Linked DNA regions of Homo sapiens: region 2 is linked to region 1. A link is an interaction called in ENCODE POLR2A ChIA-PET data of the cell type or tissue named here. Cell type or tissue: OCI-LY7. All regions are shown on one strand. Links, peaks and the distances in the headings refer to the core of each region. The heading gives the core; the rest is flanking DNA.

What was found. Peaks named below come from ENCODE experiments on the same cell type or tissue, not always from the same donor. Only the 100,000 strongest peaks of a DNase experiment are listed, where the experiment ranks them.
Region 2: POLR2A ChIA-PET joins it to region 1 with 14 read pairs; 2 of 35 experiments call an interaction of 5 or more read pairs at or near these places.

What each region holds. Positions count from the first base shown.
Region 1 is chr20:7,905,373-7,921,889 of GRCh38, reverse strand. It overlaps HAO1 (hydroxyacid oxidase 1), which reads left to right. Exons shown (of 8, transcript NM_017545.3): 3 at 7,471-7,726; 4 at 15,561-15,736. Among named protein-coding and RNA genes, the nearest start is that of HAO1, 27 kb to the left of the region's middle. In OCI-LY7, for the core only: no CTCF peak of the experiment used is centred there; no DNase peak of the experiment used is centred there.
Region 2 is chr20:7,402,377-7,418,893 of GRCh38, reverse strand. No RefSeq gene overlaps it. Among named protein-coding and RNA genes, the nearest start is that of MIR8062, 39 kb to the right of the region's middle. In OCI-LY7, for the core only: no CTCF peak of the experiment used is centred there; no DNase peak of the experiment used is centred there; H3K4me3 peaks cover 1,168 bases; H3K27ac peaks cover 665 bases.

The DNA.
Region 1 (16,517 bases), core at 3,344-11,343:
TTTATAAGTGACAACATGTGGTATTTGGTTTTTGGTTACTACATTAATTCACTTAGGTTATTGATTTCCAGCTGCATCCATGTTGGTGCAAAGGACATTATTTTGTTATTTTTTATGGCTACATAGTATTCCATGGTGGATATGTACCACATTTTAAAAATTCAATCCACCATTGGTGGGCACCTGGATTGATTCCATGTCTTTGCTATTGTGAATAGTGCTGTGATGAACATGCAGGTGCACGTGTCTCTTTGGTAGAATGACTTATTGTCCTTTGGGAATATACCCAGTTAGTGGGATTGCTGGATCGAATGGTAGAAAAACTCTCAGGTCTTTGAGAAATCTCCAAACTGCTCTCTATAGTGGCTTATTTAATTTACATTCCCTACAGCAGTGTATCAGCCTTCTCTTTTCTCCACAGACTCACCAACATAGTATTTTTTGACTTTTTAACAAAAGTAATTCTGACTGGTATGAGATGGTATATCATTGTGGTTTTGATTTGCATTTCTTTGATGATTAGAGATGATGAGCATCATTTTCATATATTTATCAGCCTCTTTTATGCCTTTGTTTGAGAAGTATCTGCAAATGTCCTTTGCCCACTTTTTAATGGGGTTATCTGTTTTGTCATGTTGATTTGTTTAAGTTTCTTAAAGATTCTGGATATTAGACCTTTGTTGGATGCATAGTATGCAAATATTTTCTCCAATTTTGTAGGTTGCCTGTTTACTCCTTTGATTGTTTCTCTTGCTGTCCTTTGCCTATTTTTTAATTGGGTTATTTGTTTTCTGGCTATTGAGTTGTTTGAGTTCCTTATTTTTTTTTTTGGATATTAGCACTCATTAGATATACACTTTACAAATATTTTCTCCCAATACCTGTGTTGTCTCTTGATTCTGTTAATTGTTTTCTTTGCTGTGCAGAAACATTTTAGTTTCACACAATTCCTTAAAAAACTAAAAATAGAATTGCCATATGATCCAGAAATTCTACTTCTGGATATTTATTGAGAGGAATTGAAATCAGCATGTTGAAGAGATATCTGCACTTCTATGTTCGTTATAGCATTATTCATAATAGTCATGATATGCCATCAACCTAAGTATCCATTGACAGATGAATGGATAAAGAATGAGGTGTATGTACACAAAGGAATACTATTCAGCCTTTAAAAAGTGGGAAATTCTGTAACAACATGGATAGACAGATACTATATGATCTTACTTATATGTGGAATCTAAAAAGGTAGGTCTCACAGAAACAGATCATAAAAAGGTGGCTACCAGAGGCTGGGAGAGGAAGGAAAAGAATGAGGAAAGTGACATATTGATCAAAGTTGTACAAAGTTTCAGTGCGACTGGAGTAATAGGTTTTAGTGATCTATTGTACTGCATGGTGTCCACAGTTAATAGTAATGTATTGTATATCTTAAAATTACTAAACGATTAGGTATTTAATGTTCTCCCTACAAAAAAATGGTAAGTTGGTGTATTAGTCCACTTTCACACTGCTATAAGGAACTGCCCGAGACTAAGTAATTTATAAAGAAAAGAGGTTTACTGGCTCACAGTTCTGTATGGCTGGGGAGGCCTCAGGAAGCTTACAATCATGGTGAAAGGGAAAGCAGGTATGTCTTACATGGTGGCAGGTAAGAGATCCTGTGTGTGAAGTGAAGGGGGAAGAGTCCCTTATAAAACCATCAGATCTCGTGTGAGCTCACTCACTAGCATGAAAACAGCATGGAGGAAATCACCCCTATGATCCAATCACCTCTTTCCCTCAACACATGGGGATTACAGTTCCCTGCCTTGATGCGTGGGATTAAAATTTGAGATAAGATTTGGGTGGGGACACAAAGCCAAACCTTATCAGTTGGTGAGGTGATGAATATGGTCATTAGCTTGTCTAAATTTGTCTGCAATGTATACATAGATCAAAACATCACTTTGTACCCCATAAACATGTGCAATTACTATTTTCCAATTAAAAATAAATATAAATAAATTAAAAATAATTGCAAAGGAAAGCTGGCTGTGGAGAAGATTAACAAATAATGACATTAAGAAATTCAGGTCCTTGGCAAAATTAGAAATACATACAAAGCTATCCAGAACTTATTTTTCCAAATGCATTAGGCGTCCTCTCACCTTACCCTTTACAATTGCATGGCTTCAGAGATTACACAGAAAACGTTCAGAAACATTGCCCCAGTAGATGATCTTGCAATGCTATGAAGTAGGCAGAACAGCTGTGGCTATAGCAATTGTGCAGATAGAACGTACTTCATGGATGGCAAGACTGGGACTCTAGGACAGGCTTTCAATCCATTCTACCCTGTTGTTGTTCTGAAATGAAAGTTTTATCTCCCAGTTTATATAGGTAGCCTTATCTTTGATGCTTCAATACCTGAGACCTGGCCAGTGTCCCTTTTAGTGATTGTATGTGTGTGTGTGTGTGTCATATGCAATTTCCTTATAGCAATGGCACAGTGTATCACTGTTTAATTAAAGAAGAGAAAGAAATGCCAAACATACGAATAAAGTCTGAATATATCTGTAACATTAAAAGTGTAGGTGTCTATCTTTGAAGATATGTCTTAAGGACAATGAAAGAGTCAGTGAGTAAGAGAAGAGAGTCCTGGGATTTCATACAAGATCAGTGTTACTTGATGGTGTAGGCTCCTAGGTATTTCATCTTTAGGATATACCGTCTATTACAAAAGCCAAGATTTTTAGATTTGGATCAACATTAGGGAACTTCATTCTAGGCAAGAGCCAGGTTTTGCCTTTATGTTAATATGACCTCAGCTGTGAGCTCCATTTTGCCAGGCATCTTAAAACTGCAACACATATCATTGGAATCTTCCGTTACAGTCTAATACATAGCCACACATTGGGAGCAAGAATGAAATCCAACCCCTGTCCTTTGCAAAATGCAATGAGACAGTGTCTGCTTTGGGAGCAGGGAGTCAGAATTTCATTGTGGACAATGGATAAGGTGAGTAAAAGGGCTTAAAACATTTGTGCTTTCAAGCCATAGGCTAGGATAACGATAGTCAGAACTTTTTGATGAAGTCTGACCATGCTACGCCATTTATAAAATTTTGAAGCTTGTAAGTATTACCCCAAAATGAGCAGTGTGAACTCAAAGGGTTTATCATTGTCTCTCAGGCAAAGGTAATATTTGAATTATTTAGCAAAGGACTTTGAGCAATTGGAAGAGATACTCAGCTGCTGGTCTCTAGCGCTCTAACAGGGTGGATGCCCCCCGCTCTGCCGGCACTGATGTTTAAGTTGCTGGATTATGAGGAAGTCTGGGGATTCCTTGGGGAGAAAAGGAAGTGATGACATATTGAAGCACAACGACATATTGAAGAGACTCGGGGGCTGGGGTGATAAACTTCAGAGCCGTGGCTATTTACCAATTGGAGTGTAAGTATTTTAATATTTTAACAAACATAATTGCCATTCTGGTATGTACCAACTTCATCTCAGATCTGTCCTTAAGAAATAGGCAAATTCTTTATTGCCTCTCTGAATGGTTCATATAAATTCCCAGGCTCCCTTAGCTCATTCTAACATAAAACTGTATTAAAAATAATGAATGTAATTCATCAATAATTTTCCTTTGTCATAGCAAATAGTCACAAGTGGATTGAGATCAGAGTGATCACTCATATTTGTTCTGGGGAGAAGGGAGCCTGCTGTTTTGCTCCTGTTTTCTCCTAGGACTAGTATTTTAGCTTCAAATGATAATACCTTAGCACAGACTCTGATATTCCTCCTACATGCAGGAGCATTCTCTTGGAATAATTTTGGGGATGCCAATTCAAAATTTCAGCCATGTATGATTTACTTATTGGAAAATAATCACTGAGCAGCAATAACTCCAGCAGTTACTTGTATCAAGGTAGAATCAAGAAATAGATGGTATGGACCAAACTTGCTTCTCTCTAAATATGCATACCCAAGTGATTTGGGTAAAATGTTTGTGAAGGGCTTACATTTCCTGCAAGTCAGATGGTTTAAGAGAAGTAGAAATTATGTGTGTTTTGCAGCATTTTGGTAATCTGTGTGGAGTGTCTGTAGATATTTCTCATGAGTTCAAGGGAATCCTTTTGTGGATTTTGATGTTCCTATTGGCAGAGCTGCTGCTTGACTACATGATGTCTTTGTATTAACTACAAAAACATGCCCTATCATCTGAGTGATTTTCTCTGCCAGACCCCTTTGTGCATCCACACTCTGCACCTCCAGTGTACGGAGGACCTTCCCACTGGATTCTAAGATTCCATGCCTTCCCAATGCATGGCAGTGTCTCTCATGCACATGGCAAACCTACTCTCTTGGATGTCACTGCCCTGAAATATTGAGGGAGTACATTTATCTAGGCATGGTACCAGGGAGTCATTTAGACATGTAGGGAGTCTAGAAAGATCATTGCCCTGGGAGAGTGCTCAGCCATGCTGAGTTCTCCTACTTTGTTGCTCATTTCTGTGTGACCTTAGGTAACATCCTCTTCAGGACTTTTTTTTTTTTTTTTTTTTTGACAGGGAGTCTCATTCTGTCATCCAGGCTGGAGTACAGTGGTGTGATCTCAGCTCACTGCAATCTCCGCCTCCTGGGTTCAAGCAATCCTAGTGCTTCAGTCGCCTGAGTAGCTGGGATTACAGGCATGCGCCACTACGCCCAGCTAATATTTGTATTTTCAGTAGAGATAGGGTTTTATCATGTTGATCAGGCTGGTCTTGAACTCCTGACCTCAAGGGATCTGCCTACCTTGGCCTCCCAAAGTGCTGGGATTACAGATGAGAGCCACCAACCCTGGCCAGGACATAATTTATTTCAGGTGAATTGATTGTTGGAGGATTTTGATCCAAGCAATCAATGTCCCTTGGTGTTCCTTTCAAACAGCAGTAAGTGACCTGAATTTATTTTCCACATTTCCAAATCTTAATGAAAATCAGACAATGGTCTATATGTTCATTTGTGTTCTTACTTAATAAAATGTGGGTTTTAGACAATATTTTGCCAGTCATGAATTCCTATAGAAGGAACTCTTTGGGAGAACAGACTAGTGATCTATAGACATGATGACCTCCAACTCAGATCTTCTGTAGCTAACCACTGACCGGGAGAACATGTATGAAAAACATCTTCAAAGGCATTGAAAAATTAACATTTATCAAAAACAAAATACATTTTATTTCATTTGAACTTAGACCTTTACTATCTAATGGCTATGGTACTATTTAAATGTCAAAGTGTGATCTAGCATCAGCCTAATCTGGTTAGAAATGCAAACTCTTGGGCCACATCTCAGACTTACTGGACCAGAAGCTCTGTGGGTGGGACCCAGAAATCTGTGTTTCATTCACATGCCCTCCAGGGGATTGTCCTGCTAAAGTTTGAGAATCATGGAAGCTTTTTAACCTCTCATTATAGCTTTATAAGCAGCAACTCACTGGATTCCTATCAACATCCTGTGAGTGTCATTTGGACAAGTATATTTATACCCATTTGATGCATGGTAGGCACACAGATGAGTCAAATGACTTGAAGGAATAGAGTTTTACATAATATACTTTTATATATTTATACTTCTAATATATTTATACTTTATAACAGATTTGACTGTTTTATATATTGCATATAAACATTATATCAGTTTCTCCTCCACTAAGGCTGACTCCAATTTTACTCCAATTTTACTACCAATTTTTGGAAGAAAGCCTACCTATCACTCATGTTCTCTCAAGTACCCTCTAAAACTATTAGTTAGATGACTCTATTTAATTTTCCATTTATTTGCCCGTTTCTTGCTACCTTTCCCCCCAAAATGTAACTGCTACCTTGCTCAAAAGGATGTGTCTACTTGGGATATCTAGCACACACATTTTATGAGATTTTAAAAGACAACATAAATGGTAAACTATATATTTAATACAATTTTGAAAGACAAAATTTTAAAATTAAAAAGGAAGAAAAAAATTAAACTAACCCCATAATTCTCCCACCCATCATTAGCATGTAGTTTGTTTAGATTCATCTACCAATAAGTAGAATTGTACAAATTTGATATCATGTAATACATGTCATTTTGTAAACTTTTTTCTTTCCTTAATATATCTATATATCATAAACATTTTTCTATGTCTATATTATTTTAAAATTGTAATACCCAGAGTTCTCCAGAGAAACAGAATTAATAGGATCTCCCCCTTGGAGATTTCTCATCTTTTTCTCTCTCGATAGATACAGATAGATACATACATAAGTCTATCTCTCTATCTCTATCTTTATCTCTAAAACACCTATCCATAGATAGACATTTTTAGGAATTGGCTCATGTGTTTGTGGAAGCTTGCAAGTTCAAATGTGCAGAGTAGGTGGGCAAGCTACCAGGGAAATGTTGATGTTGCAGTTCCAGTCTGAAGGCAGGCTCCTTGCAGAATTCTTCTTTTTCTTAGCAGTCTTACTTCCCCTTCCTCTTCCCCTTCTCCTTCCCCTTTCCCTTCTTCTTCTCCTTCCCCTTCTTCTTATTCTCCTTCACAGACTTATTTTTAAGGCCTTGAGCTGATTAGATAAGACCCACTCACATTATGAGGGATAATCTGCTTTACCTGTAGTCTACTAATTAAAATGTTAATCTCATCTAAAAAACACCTTCATAGCAGCATTCAGACATGTTTCACCAAATATCTGGGCACCATGGTTTAGCATATTGATGCAGAAAATTGATTATCATAATAATATTATTTTTTTTTGAGATGTAGTTTCACTCTTGTCACCCAGGCTAGAGCGCAATGCTGCAATCTCAGCTCACTTCAACCTCTTCCTCCTAGGTTCAAGCGATTCTCCTGCCTCAGCCTCCTGAGTAGCTGGGACTACAGGCGCCCATGACCACGCCCGGTTAATTTTGTGTTTTTTTAGTAGAGATGGGGTTTCACCACGTTGGTCAGGCTGGTCTCGAACTCCTGACCTCAGGTGATCCACCCGCCTCAGCCTCCCAAAGTGCTGGGATTACAGGCGTGAGCCACTGTGCCCAGCAATAATATTAATTTTAATGGGTGTGTTCATTTCATTTTATATATGACCTACAATTTAACCAATCCCCTAAGGCTGGATGTTCAGGTTCTTAATATTTTTTGCCCGTATTTACAGACACCTTTGACTATTGGATTTATTTTGTTCTTCAGGAACAATATACAAAGTGTGGAAAGAAATGTATATTTCTAATCATTGGAAAATAAACACTGAGCAGAAATAACTCCAGTAGCCATTTGTATCAGAGGAGGTAGAATCAGGAAATAGATGGTATGGGCCAGACTTTCTTCTCTCTTTAAGAGATTTGACTTCATATTGCCAAATTGCCCTTCTAGATGTCTTTACTCATCCAACTACAATTCAAAGGTTTGGGAGGGTAAGCAATGCCAGGCCCATCTTGATCATCCCCTTTCTTTCTCAGCCTGTCAGTCCCTGGGAACGGGCATGATGTTGAGTTCCTGGGCCACCTCCTCAATTGAAGAAGTGGCGGAAGCTGGTCCTGAGGCACTTCGTTGGCTGCAACTGTATATCTACAAGGACCGAGAAGTCACCAAGAAGCTAGTGCGGCAGGCAGAGAAGATGGGCTACAAGGCCATATTTGTGACAGTGGACACACCTTACCTGGGCAACCGTCTGGATGATGTGCGTAACAGATTCAAACTGCCGCCACAACTCAGGTAACCATGATCATGTGGGCCCCGAGCTGAGGCGAAAGGGATCTTGACTGGGAATGTTAGGGTCTGGGTTCTACTGATAGCAACGTTGCTAAACATCTAGTTAATCTTCAGCTAATCACATCCCTTTTGTAGACATCACTTTTTTTGAGATACACAATAGAAACAGAAATGGCCTCTATAAAAGTCCAATAAATTTTCAGACCAGAGTGCATTAAGGGCTTTGGCTTTGGGAAGTATGAATTGCTATACAGATGGAAGATACTGAATTTTGCCCAAGCAGCAGTTTATTATTATCATCCTGGTGCCCTATTTCTTTGTTAAAGTCAAAGAGCCACCTTTACCTTTTATTTTTAATGGTACATGGGACAGCTAAGGCTAAGAAGATTGAAGAAAGAAAATAATGAAGGTTTAAAAAAGCCACATCTTTGATCCCTCACTGTCTACTTCTTCTTTCAGCAATATTCCTTTCACTGTGGTTCATCCATGGGTCAAGATTCATTGATTCATTCACTCAAATCATTCATCTTAGCAAAAACAATATATCACATAATCTGATGTTGAACTATAAAGGTTTCATCAGGTCATTCATTCACCCTGTCCACAAGCTGTGAATTATTATCTCTTTCCTGGTTGTATTTTGGGATTACAATCATCTTGAGTCAAAGCTGGAAACTGAGTGGAAGTCTCTGGGAAAGACTCAAACCTCCTTAAGCTATACACCTCTTTTCCCCATCAGATTTTCCTTCCTTCAGTTTCCACCAAAATGTGCTCTTGGATTTTTCATATGAATGTATAATGTACCTCAGGCCTATAAGTATTTTAAAAGGGATCAAAATCTTAGTTTTAATGGAGGACATTTTTATGATGGACTCCTACAGCATCCATCAGAATATGTAAGATGATGAGGAATGTCTTCCTGTGTTCCCAGATCTCATGCCACAGAGGCCCTTGCTTACTCTATGTTTGAATTGTATTTGGAAAAAAAAAAAAAAACAAAAAACTAGGGCTAGCAAAATTGAAAAAAGATAAAAGACGAAAGAAGCCACATGTAAACATACTGTGTTTACTCTTCTAAAATATTAAAAAATGAAAAGATCCAAAATCAAATTAATATTCCCCTGGAATTTCATATCTATTTCAGTGACTGTGGAGTGAATCTCACCACGAAAGTTGCTGCAGTCTTGTATAAGTTTCACATAGTTTTACTGTGTTTGTGCCTATGTGAGAATAAACTACTGTGCATAAAATCTTGCTGTTGAGCCATGTGTGAATTAGCTGTGTGATGTTACCTCCCTGTTACTACCAGGCTGGTTTAGGATATCATTTCTGTATGTGGCACCAGGATTAGACCAATGACAGAAAAAGAAAGTGCTCTCCCTGCCAAACTGGCCAATAAAACTGTTCCACATATCCCAGACTCAGGGTTACCTAAACAACCTGTGTTTAAAGAGAACAAAAACAAAAGCCTCTGACATAGTCTTACTCCTTGCCAAATTCGTCAGAAAGCTGATGGATTCAAATTCCCCCAATATGAATCCCGTATTTACATTATTTCTCTATTTTGACTACTTTTTTTTTTTTTTAAAGACTTTCTAAATAGTTTCCCACTATCGAGGCTTCTTAGAGGAAACATTTCTCATTATTTCCCCTTGGCTATTTGAAAAGGAATTTGTTCTTCCTTTTCCTCCATCTCTTAACACTACTACTACTAACAATAGTAACAACAATAGTAAGTACAGTAGGGTTTTTTGTTTTGTTTTTAACTTAAGACATACTTTCTTGTTCTGGATACCAAAATATGTTTCACAGAGGCATCTACTTAGATGGGGTGCAGATGACACAGTTGTTAATTCTGGCAGGTACCTCTTGCTTCTTCACTGCTGGGGCTACTCAGTGAGTGGCAGGAAGGTTGATTTGCTTTCCCCCCTTTTCTTTTGCTCCTGGGCTCCTTCCCAGATGATGTGACGGGCCATGAAACAAAGACTCTTTTCAGCTGTCGGTGTGCATAGAACTGGCTGCGGCTTCCTAGCTTGTCACATCTCCGGTCTGAAGATGATCAAATAATGAGCAACACATCCAGGTTATAGGGAACACGGGAAACACCCCGCAGCTGGGTGTACCCCAGCCCCTCAGAGTGCACATTGGTGTTGTTTGTCCTAGTGGACTTCGGAGTAGGCCAGTGCCTTCTGGTCAGTTCCTCAGTGGCCCACATTCAGCTCTTAAAGGCAGAGCATGCTAACGGGAGGTCCAGGCTTCCGCCTGAGGCCAAATACACCCCAAAAGCTCATCTGTTATAGCCTGATATGAAATCGGTTTCTTTCTGCAACTGACCTGACTCATAGAAAGTGAAGCCTGGCTTTTCATAAGTGAAGTTTGGCAGGCAAGGGAGGCAGGAAATCCAGAGGAGAATGAGCCTGTAAAGCATGGCTCCTTCCAGCCCTTGTTACTTCCTCTGCCCAAGTGTGGGGGAGGGTCCTGTCTCTTGGCATCTGGGCCCAGCAAGAGTTCAGAGGTTTGGTAGTCTCTGCTTGGTCCATATGCAAAACACATGTATGTGTATACATTATTAATGGCAAGGGGGTTCCTGAAACTGAGAGGGAGTAAGGAGACTTCTCATCTGCTCTTGGAAGAAGCAAGGAATGAAGCCAGTTCAGTAGACTGATTCCTGAGGCTTTGGGGCAGGAACTTTTTCTTTCTCCATATCCCCATGGAGATGGTTCATTTACCCTGAATTAAGATTTGGCCCTTCGGTGCAGTGCCAAGGCAGTTTAAAGAGAAGAAAAGTAATTTCTGATCATTGACTAAGATCAAGGTAAATCATGACACTTATCCTTTCTATGATTTGCCAGTGACATGTTTTCTTAAGCCCAGAAATGATTTATTGATCGCAGCAGCCAGAATATATCACACTAAAACAGATCAGCCTGCCACTGTCTTCTCAGGTCTCTCATGATTAAAGTGGCCTGCTTTAAAGTAGACTCAATGTGAATAGGTCTCCATGACCTCTGCCTCACTGCGTAGCACTCACATCCTCACCCACTCTTGCACTCTGGCTTCCCTGCGGTTCTTTCAATATGCCAGGCATGCTGGAACCCCGGAGCCTTTGCACTGGCTGTTCCCTCTGTCTGTAACAGTCATTCGCAGAATCAACGCATGACTAATAGCCTCACTTCCATTGAGTCTTGACATTAGGAATGGATATACATGTCTATATTGGGAAACCACAATAAAAATTGATGGTAGAGATGCAAATATGAGCAAGATAACAGGGTGGGGGCAGGGGAGAGAGGTCAGTGGAGGACTTGGCACAGTAGCCTCTTAAATGGCACAATAGCCTCTTAAATTTTTGGTTAAGAAATCATTCACATTGATAAGTATGGCAGGATAAAGGTGTCCATGAGTGAATCCCGGGAACCTGTTACTTTATGTGGCAAAAGGGACTTTGCAGATGTGATTAACTTAAGGGGCTTGAGATGGGAAGATTTTTCCTGTTTTTATCAGTAGGCTTGATATAATTAAAAGGGTCCTTATAAGAGGGAAGCAAGAGTGTCAGAGTCAGAGAAAGAGATGAAATGACAGATGTAGAGGTTGGAATGATGTGGTCAGGAACCAGGGAAAGCAGGGGGTATCTAGAAGCTGGAAAAGACAAGGGAATAGGGCTTCCCCTAGATTCTCCAGAAATACAGCCCTATTGATATCTTGAGTTTAGTCCAGTGAGACTTATTTTAGACTTCTGACATTTGGAACTGTAATATAATACCTTCATGTTATTTTTATTGCTGTTGTAACAAATAACCACAAACACAGTTCTACTAATTTCTTTCTCAAGGTAGCTTCTCAATTTTGCCAACGCTGGTTACCATACATACTTAAAGTTTCATTTTGAGTCTCTGAAAACTCACATCTCTCTTAATCTGCTCTACTTTTTTCTTGGCTTTGTATAGTGCTTATGTTCTGCTACACTTTGTAATTTATTGATTATGCTTACCATGGGCAGGGATTCTTAACTGTTTTATTTATTTATATATCTTAAACATTGAAAACACTGGCATGTAGTAGATGCTTAATAAGTAATTGTTGACTCAATCGATAAAATATACTAGAACATACAAGATTTTCCCAATGTAACATAACTAGTAAGAGGCTGAACCGGGATTTGAACTCAAAATTCATTCCCTGAACCTTCTTCTAGCAGCCACATTGAGGAAGAAATTACCAGGGCTGTGTTCTCAACACAAGTGTTTTCCGAACCACAGAATTAAAGGCTGGTGGCCCATGTATCAGTGTCTGTATTTATGAGCCCCTCTTTCAATCTCTTTCTTTTCATATTGTGTTGATGCTGTAGCTTCTACTGGTCATGTTATTTTTTTGTTTCCCAAGACGGAATTATGTGGCTTTATCTTTAATGTTGCATTATCAATACTTATAATAAATAATATTATGTATTACTCAATATTCATGATTAATAGTGTTACTATTGGTTATTTAATAATGTTTAACTTACATTAGCAGTTGTTACTATTTTTATGATGCTAAATTACTAACAGCTAAAACAACTTCTATATTAAAAAGTATATTTGAGTGCCACTCAAGAGATAATGAGTACCTTACAAAGAAGAAATCTTGTTTCTCACCTTTGCGTCATTAAACAGATCAGGATTTGGAGAATTAAGCCCTAAGTAATAGTGTTATTATTTTGATCTCACCCCTTTTTTTCTTATGAAATGGAATACTTTGGTTATCAGAAGCCACTTTAAGCATATATATATATATATATATATATACATATATATATATATATATGTCATAATCCGAATAAAAATAGCATTCATGGAGGTTTCTTTTGGAGCCTTTGGTAAAACACTCCATCGTGGGTCTCTGTCAAGATATCTGAAAACTTTTTCTTGGCTTCTGGCTTTGAACAAAGTTTCAGAGTAACAACAAGGCTTCATTGTGCACTGAAATTTCTGTAAGGCAACATTCATTCAAGTGTTGATTCGCATTTCACCATCCAAGAATAACAACAGTTATTTATATAATTTTATCCACGTTTCTGTTTTTTCCTATCCATTTCACCCTTTCACCCCACCCCTGCTGAAACACTGGAGCTTGTTTGGGATGGGGGTGGGGTGCCATGCAGACTACATACACATACAGATGTTTTTCTTTTTCTTTTCCCGGTCTTGCTATGGGATAGACAGACTGGACTTTTTCTTATTAACAATATTATTTAAAAGCTTGGAATTTATTATCATTTAATCATTTGTATGTAATGAAATAGGTCTCCATGGTAAAGATGTGTTTATTGACCAGCGGTTAGCTTTATTCAAATTAGGGTGACCATAGAAGACCAAGGACTATGATATAATGTACAATCCTAAGTGGTTTGATTTAAATAAAAAGAAAGACCAGGCATTTCAGCTAAAATCCCCACCAAAGCCCAATGACTAGATGGGCATCCATATGACTCAATGAAATTTTCTATGATCTTAAATGGCCATCTGAGTCCGTGAAACTATAGGACTAACTATTCAATCCTTATTGAGAAAGCCTTGTTAATAGCTTGAATTGAGTTATATGGGATAGGAATGTTCATATCTTTATGACAATATATGCCACCTAAGCTACATAACCAGCTGTGTTAGCTAAAATACTCTAAAGTGTAAAAAATCATAGTTTTCTATTAAAGGAAGTCATGATTGTTAAAAATAATTTTTAAATAGTGTGCCTAGATTCTTCTAGTATAATATATAATTTTTTTTTTTTTTTTATTTTGAGACAGAGTCTTGCTCTGTCACCCAGGCTGGAGTGCAGTGGCTGGAGTTGCTCACTGCAACCTCGCCTCCCGGGTTCAAGCGATTCTCGTGCCTCAGCCTCCCAAGTAGCTGAGATTACACGTGCCCACCACTATGTCCGGCTAATTTTTTTGAATTTTTAGTAGAGACTGGGTTTCATCATGCTGGCCAGACTGGTCTTGAACTCCTGACCTCAGGTGATCTGCCCACCTCGGCCTCCCAAAGTGCTGGGATTACAGGCATGAGCCATTGCGCCCAGCCGATATATAAATTTTTATATGGCTCCATGATCTTCTCTACATTTAATGACAGAACTGGTGGAGGGGAAGAAAGAGATGGGACTAAGCCAGAGATCAATATACATACAACTATACTTTGACCAAAAAAAGGGAGATTGACTGGCAGGGGAATTAATAGTATGCAGAAGAGCAAGGTGAGTCCAGTCACTGTCATTATTCAAAAACAGCCTTTCAGGAGAAGTTTGCAACTGAATTTGGGACTGTGGGCAGATAAGTCACAGGAATGATTCTATTGTGTATCCTGAAGTCATCCATCCAGCTAGGAGTCAGAGGTGCAGGCTGAAAAGACATTGCCCCTAGAGTGGGGAACTGCCAAAATCTAGCCAGGATATTAGGCCAAGAGAAAAGACCTCAGGCACAGGGGAAGCCAGCTTCAGAATCTTAGAGGTGAGTTAGAGAAATACTGGGCTAAGCTGGGTCAACAAAAATAGTCATACGGGAAGGAAGCAACTCAGTGGTACTTTGTCTCAGGTTGGGTTCTCCTAGAAGCAGGCTGTGAGCCTATGATTTCAGTGCAAGTAGTTAATAGGGAAGGTGAAGGGAATACTGCTAGAGGAGTAGGAAAGTGAGGCAAAGGAGGGAAGGCATTGAACAAAGGGCATAATACCAAGACAGCTACAGTCGGGGCAACTGAAGCTTAACCCTGCTGGAAAATTCTGGGAACTTAGGCAGAATTTATCTCAGAGTTAGTCTACCTAGCGGTGAGGGAGCTGGGGTATTTACACTTCAACATCCCTAATGCCTCCAGTCTGCTGTGTGGATTGTGACTCAGGCCCAGGAGCAAGAAAAAACCACTGGCAGAGAAATGAAGGTATTGATAATTGAAAAGCTCTTGTCGTTGTCAAACTTGTCTGGAAGATTAGAGAAGTTTGAGTCAGCAGACCGAGAAGTTCAGAGAGAACAACTAAAAGGGGGAGGGAAAGGCAAGAGGTGACAACTCATCTGCTGGGAAACAGTTCCCACTTCTCCCATGCCCACCACCACCATCACTACTGCAATAGCAGGCAAGAAGGAGTCTACAGGGGCAACAGACAGTCATGTTAACACCTGTTACTGCGGTTCCAACCTCTTCTAGAATTTTCTACAAGGGCATTGGAAGGTTTCCTGAGGTCAGGTGCAATAACCAGGAGGAAACTGAGATCTGAGCAAAGAGAATAGTGTTAGGAATGAAGTCAAGGGACCCAGTTTGGAGCTCAAATACTGCTATTAGCTAGTTCTATATTTGAGGCAATTCATTTTGTACCTCTGTTTTTATTTTCTATGGGAATCATAGAGTATCAATGTTACTTTCTAAGAGTCTTTTAAAGAAAAATTGTGATAATTTTGGCATACAAAACCCTTTGTAAATTATAATGCACCATAAAAATGCTTTTTAAATTGTGATTAATTTGCATTGCTGGCTGAAAATCGTGTCAACTCTATTGTCTATATCCATAAACTGGCTTAAAAATGAGATGTTTGAATATGAACACATTTTTTTTTCTTGAAACAGATTTGTTTGTGTAAACACAGCCTAAGATGTAAAATAAAATTTAGGTCACTGATTAAGACCACTAGAGTATCACATTTAGTCTAGAGTCCTACATCAAAATATGGAAAATATGTGTGCAATTGACTTATAGATAAATGAGCAGTGAACAGCCAATTGATTTGAAAAGGGTAACATTTTTCATTGAATGAATCATTGGAAACGTATTTCTAATTTGGCAAATTTCTCATTTTATGCATTTCTTATTTTAGGATGAAAAATTTTGAAACCAGTACTTTATCATTTTCTCCTGAGGAAAATTTTGGAGACGACAGTGGACTTGCTGCATATGTGGCTAAAGCAATAGACCCATCTATCAGCTGGGAAGATATCAAATGGCTGAGAAGACTGACATCATTGCCAATTGTTGCAAAGGGCATTTTGAGAGGTTCGTTTATTTCTCTACTTGAATTCATACTGACTTTGTGATCCTTTGTGGATACGTTCATAATATTCTTAAAGGAAAATAACAAGGAAAAATTAACATGGAAATTGAGAGAGACATTCCAACTCTCAATTCTCTGTTTTCATGTTAGTGAGTAAATATTTCTTCATTCTTAGGTAATATTCTGAAGCAGAGCTAAACTCTCATGAAGCACAAAGTGAGCTTTTTCAAAGAATTGGGATGCTATTGCCTTATTTCAGAGCTGTTACTGAATCATGAAGCCTGGCAAGATCTTGGTAGAACGTCATGAGTTCATTGCTTTACCTGAAAGCTGCAACAGTTGCTCTCAGACCAAAGAGAAGCCCCAAGGAGATATTATGACAGACAGACTTGTTTTAAGAGCTTTTACTCTTTTTCTTGTGCTCCCTCCAGTACAAATGGCTAGGACTAGTTTTTGAGTGTGGTCAAACCCACATCACCTCTCTGAAGAGAATGGCTGACTAGTATGGTCAAATGCTCAATTATCAAGCCATGGGTAATAAGAAACTTAACTATTTCCTCCAGCATCCCCATGTATTCAGATCCCACAGGGAGATACCAATGACTATAATAATTTTGGAGTGTAAATGTGTTTACCCACAAAGGCAAGAAAACCTTTGTGGTATATAACCTTTGGTTATATAGATAACTGCCAAAAACTTTTTTTTAACTGAAATGTTTGAGTAAGTGACTTTAAGATGAGAGTCTGTCCATTAATGTATGTCTATTAAATGACTTTGAATCA
Region 2 (16,517 bases), core at 2,728-10,727, 500 kb after region 1:
CTGGATTGGATCCCAGGCCAGGAAAACAACATTAGTGAAATAATTAGCAAAATTTTAACAAAACCTGTTACTTATTTATTAGTATTTCACCAATGTTCATTTCTTAATTAATTTCTTAGTTGTACTGTGATTCATGCAAAATGTTAAAATTAGAAGAAGCTGGGGGATCAAGGTATATGTAAACTCTCTGCACTATTTTATAACTTTTCTGTAAATATAAAACTATTTCAAAATTAAAAGGTTTTTCTCTTGCCAAAGGCAAATATTTGAACAATTATTTGCTAAGTGTTCTTTCCATTTGCCATTCTACTCTTTGTCAGTACCTATTTATCATTGGAATAAATTATTCAAAGGAGTTAAATAAGCATAGCTAATTATATGATATTGTGCAGGCAAAATAACCTCTTCACTTAATTTTTCACTTTTTAAATAGCTGTTTATGTTGTTTAACCTCAACCCAAAAGAGTCTTAAGAAGGTGATACGTCTTTCTATTCCCAAATATTTGTACACTCATACAACTCCTACCCAACTACATTACCTTTGTTAGGCTCTTATTTATTACGATATAAGGTATTTTTAAAAATATCTTATCATGGTATTTTATTAACTTTTCCTGAGCTTTTTTGGAAGAATGACTCTTCTAAATAGGTAATAAAGTGTTATACAAAGTGGTTTTGAAGAAAGAGTAACTCTCACAACTTATTTAAAAAGTGTGAATGCTATTCAATGGAGGAAGAATGAAAGTAAGCACTGTTACCATTATAGGCAGTGCTTAGAAAGTTTACTCTATGCTTCTTTCTTACCTTATATATACAGGCAAAGGAGCCTCCAATTTAAAAGAAAAAAAACTGTTTTTCACACAAACGTGTTCTCTCTCTGGAGGCATTTCAGTGCCCTTAAATCTGGCTGATTTCATGTACTTCTTAACAATATTAATGTCATTCACTGAAAAAAGTGGGTGTGAAGCACTGAAGCCCACTTAAAGAAGTACAGGCAATGTGTGCTTATTCTCTACATCAAGGACATTTAAGGATGAAATTACATTCTACAGATGATCGCCTTTCTTAGGCACCAGCAATGCTTGCATCAGGCTGTGTAGCATGCACAATGGGGAATATAAACGGGCCCCACCTTGGGGTTGCTTACCATCCAAAGGGGATTCCCAGACCATCTTGGAAATCCTGTGTAATCTGACTGCAGGCTTAGTAGGCCCACCTCAATTTGCACTCCAACCACAAAGTACCTGGTCTAAAAGGGAGTATCAACAACTTGAACTTAGAGATTGAACTTGAGTGAAGACCAGGTTTAAATGATTCTTTGTTCTATTTATTTTTTCCCCACATAAATGTAAATGAGCTCTTTATAGAAGTCATAGTAAATGCACCATTTTAGGGTTTATAGAGAATGTTTATTTAAAGTACTTAAAACAACCCAGTCTGTGGGCTTGGCCTTACCTTGCAAAATAAACAACTGCCCATTTGATAACCATTAGTGCATATACAGACTTAAAGTGCAAGGACTTAACATAAAGCAGATTCAAGCATAGCTTTCTAATTATGGAGTCAGAATGATGCAGTGGGTGGGGAGCAGTGGCTAATTATTAAGACTGTCTTGCTTGGAAAGCATAATGTGATGTTTCTAAACCATTGATTATTTTTCCCCGCTTACTTATTAGGATTGTACTGATGCTCCTTCCTTGTTGTTGCTTGGAACACATAAATGTGATGTTTCTAAGCCATTGATTATTTTTTCCCCTTTTGGAGAAGTTAATTCTAAGGAGATAAGAGACAGAGAGTTTATTTGGCTTCATATTTCATGCTGAAAGCTGTTGATGTTTCCCCTTGCTTTAAGTCTATAGCTAAATAAGCAGACTGTAATGAAATATTGAGAAATTTGATGTTTCTCTGAATCCAGAGGCCTAATCAGGACTATGTGAGTTCAGTCTTCCTCTCCTCGAATATATTATTTATTTCTGGCATTATTTCTCACTCAACTATCTTTTCAAAATAATTGTCTCAGCCTCTACTGTTTCTGTGGAGAACAGAGAAGTAGTAAAGTATTGTGAAAAGAGCATGGACATTGGAGTTTGGTAGGTTCTGTATGTGACATATTAAAAATAAAAACTGCTTGAAATCCTAGTATCCTCATCTGTCAAATGGGTGGGTAATAATACTGACAACATTGTTCTAAGAATTAAATAATAAAGCATGCACAATGCACTTAAGACAGTGGTAGGTATATATAAAGCATTCAAAAATGGTAGTCATTACTGTTACAGAAGCATTAAATTATGAAATATGCTGAGCTAGCACAAACTTATTCTGTGTGTGTGGATGTATACATGTTTACATTTGCTATGTGTAATCACACTATATGTTAAAGATAGTTGATCATAGACTATTGATTGATAGGGTACTCTAGTAACTCCAATTTTCCTTCAGTTCTCAGTACTCTGGAAAAACACTTGAAGATTGTAGGACATGTGGTAACAATTTTATATTCAAAACTATGGGAGATAAATTGTCTGCCAGTTGTTAAAAATTAATGTAAAACTATGGTAACTTAAAAAGTATACTGTTACTATAATAACAGAAAGGAAATCAATAGATTAGGAAGTAGAGATGCACACATAGGCAGATAAATAGATTTTATATATAATTACTGTGGCATTTTAAAACAGTGGGAGAAAATAGATTATTACACAATATTGGGACAACTGGTTAGTAGGTTGAATAAAAAACAAAACTAGACCTTTATTAATTTTACTAAAACAAATTAAATATAAAAAGTTTTTAAAATGTAATGAAAATATGAAAGGAAAAGATGACTGAATATTTGTCATCATTTTGTGGAAAAGAATAACCTTCTAACAATGTTGTTTAAACTGAAGGTCATAATGAAACATATTGATAAATTTGAGGTTTAAAAACTAGAAATCTCATGTAACAATAAACAATCATAGACATCATAAACAAGTGAAAAGACAGATAACAAACTGAGAATCATAGTGGATATTTAAGCACCAGGCAATGAGTTAACATTTATCATATAAAGACTGTCTTTATATATCATGAATAAAAACAGGGACACTCAGGAAAAAATTAAGTGAAATATGTAAAACATGAATTCATGAAAGAAGATAAATAAAAAGGCTAGTAAGCATTAAAATATGTAAATCTAATAGATAACTAAAAGTACAAGTTATAAGCACCATTGAAATGTCAACTTGACTAGAATAACAGAGCAAGAAAAAGTGAACATTGGTGATGATGTCATAAAATGGTCTCCACTGATGGAGAAAATGTCAATCAATATAATTTCTGGGGACAAAGCTGTTAATCACTGTATACTTTAAAAGTGCAATGTTGTCTTTAATTGGAAATCTTTGAAGAATTTACTCTAAGAGAAACATTTTGCAATTGTAAAAAGATTTTTGTATCAGAATTTGCACTATCTTTCTTTATAATATTGAATAATTGATAATTACCTAAGTAGTAACCATTGGGAATTGAAGACATATGCCACCTAACTTTGGTTATTAAACATAATGATATAGATTTATACTGAATGACAAGAAAGTCAGGACAAGATTTCCACATGATAAAGCAGGTTTTTTCCAAAGTTCCACAGTGAGATATTCCTTATGTAAAATTGCATAACCTATAAGGTAAGAAAAAAAAGCTAACGTTTTTAGATATTGACCTTATAACAGATAACAGTGCTAAGTACTTCTGATTCTTTATCTCATTTAATTCCATTGCAATTCTGTAAGGTAGGTGTTGTGGGAAGTCAGGAACCCCGAATGGAGGGACCGGCTGAAGCCATGGCAGAAGAACGTGGATTGTGAAGATTTCATGGACATTTATTAGTTCCCCAAATTAATACTTTTATAATTTGTTATGCCTGTCTTTACTGCAATCTCTGAACATAAATTGTGAAGATTTCATGGACACTTATCACTTCCCCAATCAATACCCTTGTGATTTCCTATGCCTGTCTTTACTTTAATCTCTTAATCCCATCATCTTTGTAAGCTGAGGAGGATGTATGTCACCTCAGGACCTTGTGATGATTGCATTAACTGCACAAATTGTTTGAAGAGCATGTGTGTTTGAACAATATGAGATCTGGGCACCTTGGAAAAAGAACAGGATAACAGCAATGTTCAAGGAACAAGAGAGATAACCTTGAACTCTGACTGCCGGTGAGCCGGTCGGAACAGAGCCATATTTCTCTTCTTTCAAAAGCAAGTGGGAGAAATATCGCTGAATTCTTTTTCTCAGCAAGGAACATCCCTGAGAAAGAGAATGCGTCCCTGAGGGTAGGCCTCTGAAATGGCCACTTCAGGGGGTGGCCGTCTTTTATAGTTGAAGCTGTAGGGATGAAATAAGCCCCAGTCTCCCGTAGCACTCCCAGGCTTATTAGGAAGAGAAAATTCCTGCCTAATAAATTTTGGTCCAACCGGTTGTCTGCTCTCAAACCCTGTCTCCTGATAAGATGTTATCAATGACAATGTGTGCCCTAAACTTCATTGGCAATTTTAATTCTGCCCCGTCCTGTGGTCCTGTGATCTCGCCCTGCCTCCATTTGCCTTGTGATATCTTATTACCTTGTGAAGCATGTGATCTCTGTGACCCACACCCTATTCGTACACTCCCTCCCCTTTTGAAAATCACTAATAAAAACTTGCTGGTTTTATGGCTCAGGGGGCATCACGGAACCTGCCGACATGTGATGTCCCCCCCAGACACCCAGCTTTAAAATTTCTCTCTTTTGTACTCTGGCCCTTTATTTCTCAGAATGGCCGACACTTAGGGGAAATAGAAAAGAACCTACGTGAAATATCGGGGGTGAATCTTGCCTGATATCTGGCTGAATTTCCCCCATAGGTAGGTACTGCACTTTTTCTTATTTTAAAGATAAGAAATCTGAGGCCTAGAGGGTTTGCTTATTTTTTTCTTTTATACTTCAGAGCCTATGGTGTGTGTGTGTGTGTGTGTGTGTGTGTGTGTGTGTGTGTGTTTGTGTGATCTGTCAGTCTGTTTAACTAAATATTTTCTAACAGTGGTTTAAGGTACTTGCTTTTTAAATAAACTTCCTTATTTGCTTTACTACATTTTAAAAAATAACTAGAAGACCTAGCAAGATGAATCAGGCAAAAGAAAAAAATAAAAAGTGTCCAAACAGGAGAAGGAGAAGTCAAATTATCTTTCTTCACAGATGATATGATCCTATACTTAAGGACTCCACAAAAAAAAAAAAAAAAAAAAAAAAGGACTCCACCAAAAGGCTCTGGAAACTGATAAAGACTTCAATACAGTTTCAGGATACAAAATCAATGTAAAAAAGTCAGTAGCATTTTAATGCTTGAATAATGTTCAAACTGAAAGCCAAATCAAGAACACAAACCCATTTACAATAGACACACACACACACACACACACACACACACACACACACACACACAAAATCCTAGGAATACATCTAACCAAGGAGGTAAAAGATCTCTACAAGGAGAACTACAAAACACCACTTAATGAAATCAATAGATGATACAAACAAATGGAAAAACGTTCCATGCTCAGGGATTAGAAGAATAAAAATTATTAACATGGCCATAAGGCTGAAAGCAATCTGCAATTTCAATGCTATTTGTATCAAACTATCAAAGTCATTTTTGACAGAACTAGGAAAAAACTATTCTAAAATATGAGTCAAAAAAGAGCACGGATAGCCAAAGCAATCGTAAGCAAAAAGAGCAAAGCTGAAGGGATCACATTTAACCAACTTAAAACTCTACTATAAGGCTACAGAAACCAAAATAGCATAGTACTGGTACAAAAACAGACACACAGACCAATGGATCAGAACAGAGAACCCAGAAATAAAGCTGCACACTGACAGTCATCTGATCTTTGACAAAGTGGACAAAAAAAATGGGGAAAGTACTGCCTATTTAATAAGTGATACTGGAATAGCTGATTAGCCATATGCAGAAGAATAAAATTGTACTCTTACTTTTCGCCATATTCAAAAATTAACTCGAGGGATTAAAGATTCAAATGTAAATCCTCAAATAAAAGAATCCTAGAAGAAAACCTAGGAAACATAATTCTGGACATCAGCCTTGGGAAAGAATTTATGACTAAGTCCTCAAACTCAATTGCAACAAAAACAAAAATTGACAGGTGGGTCCTAATTAAGCTAAAGAGTTTCTGCACAGCAGAAGAAACTATCAACAGAGAAAACAGGCAACTTTCAGAATGGGAGAAAATATTTTAAAACTATGCATCTGACAAAGGTCTAATATCCAGAATCTATAAGGAACTAAAACAATTCAACAAGCAAAAAACAAATTACCCCATTAAAAAATGAGGAAAAGGCAGGAACAGATAACTTTCAAAAGAATATATATAAGTAGACAAGAAACATATTTAAAAATGTTCCACATCGCTAAACATCAGAGAAATGCAAATGAAAACCACGATGAGATACCATCTCACACCAGTTAGATGGCTATTATTAAAGAGTCAAAAAAAAAATAACAAATGCTGGTGAGGTTTCAGAGAAAGGAGAACACTTATACACAGTTGGTGAGAATGTAAATTAATTCAGCCACTGTGGAAAGCAGTTTGGAGATTCTTTAGAGAACGTGACCTATCATTCAACCCAGAAGTTCCATTATTGGGCATATATCCACAAGAAAATAAATTGTTCAGCCAAAAAGACACATGCACTCATATATTCATTCACAATAGCAAAGACTTGAAATCAAACTAGATGCCCACCAAATGCTGGATTGGTTAATGAAAATGTGGTACATATACACCATGGAATACTAGACAGTCTAAAGAAAAATGAAATCATGTACTTTGCAGCAACATGGTTGCAGCTGGAGGTCATTATCCTAACTGAATTCATGCAGGAATAGAAAAGCAAATACTGCATGTTCTCACTTACAAGCAGGAATTAAACATTGGGTCCTCCTGGAAAAAAAAAGGTGGCAATGATAGATATTGGGGACAACTGGAGGGAAGAAAGACGAAGGGGAGAAAGGGTTAAAAAACTAACTATTGGGTACTATGCTTACTATCTGTGTGACAAGATTGTTTGCACTCCAAACCTCAGCATCATACAATATACCCACGTAACAAACCTGCACATGGTACCCCCTAAATCTAAAATAAAAGGTAAAGTTATTTTAAAAATAAAAATAAAAATATAAAAAGCACAAAAAATGACTATCCTTTTACCAAACAAAACTAGTTGTTTTTATGAAAATCAAAAGAAAAAGAAGGATGTTTAGTGATTTTATTTTTTCTGAATGGGATGTAGACAGAAAAATTCCATATGGAATTTTCTGAACTCTTTTTCAGGATATTATTAAAAGGTTATTGTGTTAGTCCATTCTCACACTGTTATAAGGAACTACTTGAAACTGGGTAATTTATAAAGAAAAGAGGTTTAATTGACTTACAGTACCTCAGGCTGGAAAGGAAGCAGGCTGGAGAGGCCTCAGGAAAGTTACAATTCAGGCAGAAAGCAAAGAGGAAGGAGGCACTTCTTCCTCCTGGACAGAGCAGGAGGAAGACAGTGAAGGGGGAGGTGCTACACACTTTTAAACAACCAGAACTCGTGAGAACTCATGATCATGGGAGCAGCAGGGGAGAAGTCCGCCTCCATAGTCCAATCACCTCTCACTAAGCCCCTCCTCCAACATTGGGGATTACAATTCTACGTGAGATTTGATCAGGAATATAAATCCAAACCATATCAGTTATTTTAAGTCGATTCTCCAAGGACGGGCTCTATTTTCTTTTCGAGATACATAGGGCTCATTTATTTTATTTGGGTATTAAAAAGTGAAATTCCTAAAGGTATGTATGAGTTATCTGCTTCCTGCACTTTGAGCCTCTGTCACCTTAACAAGTAGGGTTGCAGATATATACAGCTATAATTCCAGATGCCATTTTCTTATTCTTCTCAACAAACTTCACTAAATAATAATAATAATACTAAGCTAAAATCCTGATGATTTTCTAAGACACGAATGACATCCAAATTTTAAAAGAAGTCACTATTCTAATCATTTGATTAACATAGGATTAAATTATCATTTCTTGGGATCACTTGTTTATAGCCCTTTGATCACTACAAATAGGCTTTTTCGGGAAATTAATATTCCGCATTTTGTACACAGGATCAGAAATCATCATACATGCTGAGTGACAAATTTGTTCTAGTTAATAGTCCTCTCATGGCAATAGCATAATTTAGGAGCAAAGCAATTCTACTGGATACTGAAAATGTTTAATGGAATCTCCAATTTCTCCATGCAGACAGAGAATTTTGTTTTCTAAATGCTTTAGCTCATCACTTTTCCCTGAGCATTCATCATCTGGGTACAATATCAATCAGAAGAGAAGCAGAAGAATCATTTGTACTGCATAACCACAAAAGCCAAGGACAGAATGTTCTCTCTAAACAGACTTAACTCAATAAGGGTTGCTCAGGTAATGACTTTTCATGGCTCTTTAAAAATTGTATTTCAACATTGTGGTTTCAGGCAAAATCACACTTACTCACTTGACACAATGGTCAGAGGACACCATATGGAGTACGTTGGAATAGAATGCCACGTTTGTATGAGGGCTAAGGGATTTTCCTTACATGTTTATAACTGGAGGAAGCAATGGAAAGGTATAATCTTCCACAACTTTTCCGGCTGTTGTGTGGATGTCCTATTTACATGTGTTTGAGCCCTTTAATGTTTAGCAATTAATTTGACTGAAGATGTTCTTCTGTGCTTTAACTTCATTTTAAATTTCAGTTTGAATGTAAGAAAATTATAAGCCTCATAGAAGTTCAAATATTAGTGAAAAAATAGTGCAGAAGGAATAGATCTTCCAAAAAAATATGACTCCCTGAAACCCATCCTTCAACAACCACCACCTGCTTCATTGTACCATATTAAGTACAATAAATTTTACTTCATTATATTTTATGTACACACTATTTATGCACTTTCAAATTACTGTTTATTACCTATGTAAATTTGTTATTATTGGTTATTTGATACATTTTCATCTGTTATAAATTTATTCATGTCTTGGGGTTGAAATTGATGCATATTTTTTCCATAAAAATAATAAAAATATATTGATTTCACTTAATATATTTTACTTAGACTCAAGGTCTTCAGAAAAAGATAAGTCATTAAGTATGTGATTAGTAAACCAAATACAAAAAAGATAGAGTAAGGAAAGACTATATGAAATAGCCCATTTCCTTCAGGTGCACCCACATTTGCCTTAGGGCCTTAGCACTTCTCATTCTGTTGGTTGTAAAAGAAAAAAATATAATATGTTTGAGTTATGGCAAACCCAGTGTTTAATGTTTATGAAGTGCCTGCCTTCTGGAAGCACATTATTGGAAGTCCCTGGCAAGCACAACCATCTGACGTTAAACATAGCATAGAGGTGATGAAGATTAAATTTGTGCAGAAGCTGACAATTCTGTTGATACGTTCCCAAGTCTCACAGCTGAGGTATAGGTCTAAAATTAAAGTTGTCATAGGTGATATTATTACTAAGTTGTTCTGAAAGGCATCACTTACTCCATATAATTGAAACAGAGTGTCTCCCTACAAAAATTAACATGCCATAAATCATATGGGTTTTGGAAAACGACTGGCTTTCAACAGGGTTTTATTTAATGAAAATTAACACAATAAAATGTCTTCATTGCAAGAATCATGCTGCAATGGAACCCACTCAAAACACATGGCTTTCATTTTTTTCTTGACAGACTAAAACATCTTGCCAAAATAAGATAGGCAAAAAGAAAAAAAATGATTATTTAACATTCTATGATTTGTAATGGATGGAGCAATAGAGAATAACAGTGATGAATACCAGAATTGATCTCATGTCACCAACTTAGAACTTTATTTTGGTAGCATATTACAGTGACGTGGTAAAAGTAGCCAAAGTGTTACAGCAAAAATGAAGAGTGGGAAGAAAATTCAATGTTGTTCCTTAAGAATTATGAATTGAGAAGTCTTTTAAAATGTTAGTTCAGCTGAGACTTTCTGATGAGTAGGAAGGTGTGAATAATTTGCTTTGAAAAGTAGTCATTTAAAATTGCTGGCTATTTGGCAGCTAACCAGAGCAGGTAATATGTAGCATACTTTTTGAGAGAATCACTTAAAGCTCAAAGATCCTTCCAAAATAACATCTTGGCTCAATGAATCTCCCAATAGAGAATGACCACTTGTGTACATTTATATTAAGCACATTTAGTCTGAAACCAAGTTAAATGAGACATTTGCAAGATCTTCAGAAAATTAATTTATACTGAATTTGGTATGACAACAAGAGAGGGAATATTCTCATAGATTTCTGGCCTGCTAACACATAAGACATGATGTTTGTGTAAATGTAAAAGTGCGTTAAGTATAGTTTATGAGTACATTTGAGAGGAAAAAAATTAAATGCCTCTATTAAAAAAGGAAAACATCTAAGATAATGTTAGCTATTCAATGTGAGCATCTTGAACTTTGATATTTATTTGGTTTTCTTTTTTTTTTTTTTTTTTTTTTTTTTTTTTTTGGGTCGAAGGGTGGTTGGAGTTTTGCCCTTGTCGCTCAGGCTGGAGTGCAATGGCGCGATCTCGGCTCACTGCAACTGCCACCTCCCCGGTTCAAGGAATTTTCCTGCCTCAGCCTCCAGAGTAGCTGGAATTACAGGCTCCGGCCACCACGCCTGGCTAAATTTTTGTATATTTAGTAGAGATGGGGTTTCACCATGATGGCCAGGCTGGTCTCGAATGCCTGACCTTAGGTGATCCATCTGCCTAGGCCTCCCAAAGTGCAAATTACAGGCATTAGCCACCATGCCTGGCCTATTTATTGTTATTGAGAGACAATTTTCTTTTATAATATGGGCAAAGGAGAGACAAGTGTTCAGCTAAAAATGCATATATTTCTTAACTGTGATATTGCATATGACTATAACCATAATTTAAAAAAATAGCTAACCAAACTGATCTGATATTTATAAATTATAAATAATAAATGATAAGCAGGTGCCAGCTCACACACAATAGATTCACTTACCAATCTTCTCCAGTTACTTATCAAACTTGTCTTCTAGAATCCCAGATGGATGTTGGCAACATGTCCATGATAGTGCAGAGGTGGCAAACACCTTCTGCCACCCCTGCTCCCAATAACATTCTCATGTTTATTAATAGGGAAATCCAGGTGGGGAAAATTTTACTAGACTAGATGAGCCTCCATGGGTCAAGAGAAGGGGGCAAGACTCCACCTCCTTTGAAATAGAGTTCAGTATGCCTAGGGTGCACAGTTTAACTGTTCTTGGATGAAAGATAGAATATCTATTGTTGAGATGGGATTATTACTGAAAACTATTAGATGTGCCTATACCTATGCCTATTTCAAACTTATGATTTGGATTATTTTTGAGTTCTTGTAGCTGTGAGCACTAAATTCTTGGGGTAGAGTGTTTGACTGACAGTTTTGATCCCAGTATTGAAGTCATCTTGTTTAGCATTAGAGTGGCAATGGGTAGGGTTGCACTTTAAGCTTTAAGGAGTGGAATAGCTGGGAGAGTCTCTCATATTCTGTTTTCTAAGTGTGTACTTCTGTGTCCTACAGCTTGCAGACTCAGCTCCAAGGGCAAAAGTGACTGTAAAATCTGTTGTCCAAAGTGGTAATCAGATTCACAGCCATGCCTATAATTAAAATGTGGCCTCATTTTTCAAGTTGAATGATTGGGTCTTGTTTCTGAAATAATTTTTACCATATTCTATATGTATATGTTTGATATTGCAAAGTCAATGACCCCCAAGACTTAGTGGCTTAAGCATTAAGCATTTTGATATCTCAAGAGTCTCTGTCACCTAGCTGGTTCCAGGTGAGCTGTGTCAGCTACAGTGTTGGTTTGTCTAGGCTTTTCTCAGAGAGAATGGCTCATCTCTGCTCCATGACACACCTCAGTCTCCAATAGGTTTACCTGGCGTTATTCCCAGTGTGACTTGGCTGGGTTCTGAGAGAGAGTTGAGGACATGCAAGTCTTTATGCTACATTCTGTTGGTCAAACCAAGTCCTCTGCATTCAAGAGGTGAGGAAATAAATGTCACCTCTTGATAACAATGACTTTATAGTCATATTACAGGGAGAAATATATCAGGAAAAAAAAATAATTTTTGCAATTAATCTACCTCATCTCTGTTTTGGCAACTGGATCCCCGTTTGATTTACTAGTAAATGATTTTTGCCTTGATAATTATTCCCAAAACCATAGGTTGAAAAAAATTAAGAAATATTATTATAAAATTTTGTAACTTGGAAGCAAAGATAAGATTTTAAAAGGAGAGAGAGAGAAGAGAAGAGAAAGGGAGAGAGAAATTATTCATATTAAAGCATCTAAAATGATAATTGTATCTGTCATCTAAGCAACAATTGGAAGTTATAAAATAATGAGTGATGCCTTTAGCATTAGCATTTGAGAGAAAATGTCTCTCAACTGAGAAATCTATGCCCAGCAAACTTTCCATCGTTTATGCAAATAGTATAAAAACATTTATAAAAGTGCAATTTTATAACAATTGTCCTTTTATGCTTTTTTTCTCAAATAAATACTGCAGAATATGCCCCAACAGAACAAGAGGGTTGGTCTTTAAAAAAATCAAAATAAAAACATACAATATCCAGGAAGGAGACAGTACTTCCAGGAGAGTTGAAAAAAATTCCGATTCGATAATAAAAGAAGATTTGGGGATGATAGCGTTACAGAAGTTTAGAAAGGAACCAGCCCAGATTGAAACAAGTGGACAAAAGAGAAGAGTGAAAAAAAAAAAAAAGAAAAGAAAAAACAAGTTACAAGTTACATTATTGGGTTTTAAAGTATCAAGAGAAGAAATATAATTTTGTCAAATAACTCAGAGATGGATTACATAGAATTCGTGACAAAAACCCAAATAATTTTATTTCTAAAAAATTATAAATTATAAAAAATGAGTTGTAAACAATGTGGTTATAATTATTATCATATAATATTTGACTAAATAAAATTATTATATATTAGTATTTGACATAATGAGAAAAAAGGAATTGTGTATGTTTGTGTGTGAAGAGATGTAGAATTCTATAGTAGGCAATGCATAAAAAGAAAAAGTTCTCAATAAATAGAAGTACATTACTATCCTTTGGTAAAGAGACATGTCAGTAGAAAAAATTAAATGCATTAAAAGTGGTTACATCTGAAAAGGGAGAATTAGGTGGTAAGAAGAGTGAAATGGGAGATTGACATTTATCATTATAAGTCCTACAAATATTTCTGAAAATTTAAACCATATGCATGTTTAAATTTGACAAAAATTAAAAAGTTTAAAAATAATTGTTTCATTTGAAAATATTTCATTGCCTGTTATGCATTAAATTTTCAATGTAGCAGGATTAGTGAAGATTAACTGATGAAACAGTTGAACACCTGAAGGAGGTGAAGAAACAAATTATGAGAATATCTTAGACATGAGCATTGTAGCTAGATGGGACATAAAGCAGTGGAGAGACGTATCTCTGCACCCATCAAACTGTCACCATTACAAGTAATACCCACTATTGGTAGAAATGTAAATTTTATAGAATTTTGGATCAGCAATCTGGCAACATCTATCAAAATTAACCATGTGTAACCGTTGTCTTTATATTACCTGACTCAGTGTTCATTTGGTGCTAAAAGCCCCTCTTGAGTGACTGTTTGTCAAAAAAACCTTTACAGGCAAATGGTTTTAATGTCATGGCTGCCTGAAACAATTAATAACATTTGGTACAAAACTCATAGACTAATAAACAAGCTCAAAAGGAAAAGCTGAGGAATGAGATGTCCATGGGGCATTCCAAAGCTTTGATGTATTCCTGGGAACCTAGAAGGCCACTCAGATGTGTAACGCTGTGTGCATGCTCAGGAAATAAATTAAAGAAGATATAATTGAGCTCTGGATTCAGTGTAGTTCCCATCAAAATTTCTACTATCTTTTTTTTTTTTTTTTTTTTTTTTTGCAGAGACAGATATCTGATCTTAAAAGTCATATGGTAATATCTAATAGCCAAAGGTATATTTAAAAAATGATGGGCACAGTCAAAGGCCTGTAACTAGTGTTGTACAGCATTAGAACTAAGATTGGGTTTTCCAGTTTTAAAGAGTTGTTAAAAAGAATGAGAATGGTGTAAAGAGGAGCAGCCACTGAAACCACAGTCCTCAAAACCTAAAATATTCACTGTTAGGCTCAGAAGAAAAACAGTTTGCCAACTGTGACAGTCTGCACTGTCAATTTCTGAGATGATCTTTTTAAGTTAAACATACACTCTCATGCCTGTAATTCCAGCATTTTGGGAGCCTGAGACAAGAAGATTGCTTGAGCACAGGAGTTCGAGACCAGCCTTGGCAACACAGGGAGACTCCATCAATCACTATATCAATCAATCTCATATATATATGTCTACATATATATGTAATTTTACATATTTTATACGTATGTATTACAATCTCATAAAACAACAAACTAATATTTCCCTTGTCAAATATCATCTACCAATTTCAGGAGAGCTGCTGGGAACATTTCTCAGGATGTTCTTCAGGCAAAGAGATGTTAATTTTCATCAGCTTTAGCCTTCTTAGGAACACTCTCTTTGATGGTGCAGGCTTAGAGAGTAGGTGAGAGCTTTGCCAGAGACTTCTGAGAATTGTAGTTATTCCTGGTGGATTTGTGGGGACTTCCCAGTTTTGTGCTTCAGCTAAGATATTTAGTGATTTTATTTTTCTCCAATATTCCTGCTGCTTTCCAAACTTTGTTTCTCCATGCCATCCTACATATATGGAAACTTCTGTTTACACTGAAGAGTTGCACACCATCATTCTGCCACATTCTAGTTGTCAAGCAAGTTAAGGCGGGACGAGGTGTTTTCATTTCGTGAAGAAGAATGCCTAACAGGAACAATGGCTTTTCATTAAAAAGATGCAGCCAGATGACGACAACTACACAAAGAGGGAGCCAAAATACATACTCTCACTTCCCTCTTTTCTCCCTATCTCTTGATACTGGTCCTATTGGCCCAACTAGACAGGAAAATACATCCATACAGATCAGCCACAACAAGGTCAGTCTCTCAGGTAGAAAGCAGTGTAGAGAAAGATGGAGAGTAGATCCAGAAGGAAAACAGAAGATAGTCAGCTTATTTATCAACCAGAAGAAATTGTATGAATGTAAGTGTAAACACAAATATAATTGTAAATAAATATATTATTATCCAAAATATATGAAGTGAGCAAATTAACAAGAAATCTATACATAAGAAGAGAGAAATAAACAAAGTCTATAACAGACATTTTAGCAAAGAGAAACTCTAAGCTGCCAATTCATGTATTAAAAAAAACACGGCATTACTAGTAATACACCATGGAATACTATGCGGCCATAAAAAATGATGAGTTCATGTCCTTTGTAGGGACATGGATGAAATTGGAAATCATCATTCTCAGTAAACTATCGCAAGAACAAAAAAGCAAACACAGCATATTCTCACTCATAGGTGGGAATTGAACAGTGAGAACACATGGACACAGGAAGGGGAACATCACACTCTGGGGACTGTTGTGGGGTGGGGGGAGGGGGGAGGGATAGCTTTAGGAGATATACCTAATGCCAAATGACGAGTTAATGGGTGCAGCACACCAGCATGGCACATGTATACATATGTAACTAACCTGCACATTGTGCACATGTACCCTAAAACTTAAAGTATAATAGTAATAAAATAAAAAAAGAAAAAAAGAAAATGTATGTAAAAAAAAAGAAATATTACAGAAATCAAAACAATAGCTTACCACTGCAAACCCTTTAAAACTAGCAACAACAATAAGTGTAATAATAATAAATTTGACATCCTGAAGTGTTGGCAAAAATGATGCAAGATAGGAATGCTAATTAACAACTGGTTGGAGTCTTAATGGGTACTCCCACTTTCTAGGTAGACTGGCAATATTGAAGAAAAATGGAGATCCATGTACCCATTGTAATGCATATGCAGAGGAACATATATGGAATTGTTCAGTGCTTGCAATACTGAAAAAAATAGAACACGCATTTAACCGTCTCTTAGGAGAATGGAGGAATGAACTCTTTTAAAATAGAATAATTAGTATTTAGACGAAAGGTATAGACTCTAGCCTCAAATATCAAGAATGACAAATCTCTCAAAATTACCTGGAGAAAGCAAGGTTAAGTGGAGAAAGCAAGGTGCCAATAATGCTCAATAAAGTATAGCACAATTGATACAATAATTGTAAATTTAGAAATCACATTTTCTTTGAGCGGTTTCTCTAAAAGCATGTTAGAGACAGAGATTTGAGTTTATATGATTTATTGGAAGGTGGCTCTCAGAACAAGGGGAGGGAGGAAAGCAAGGTTGAAAAGGTAAGGGAAGGAGTGG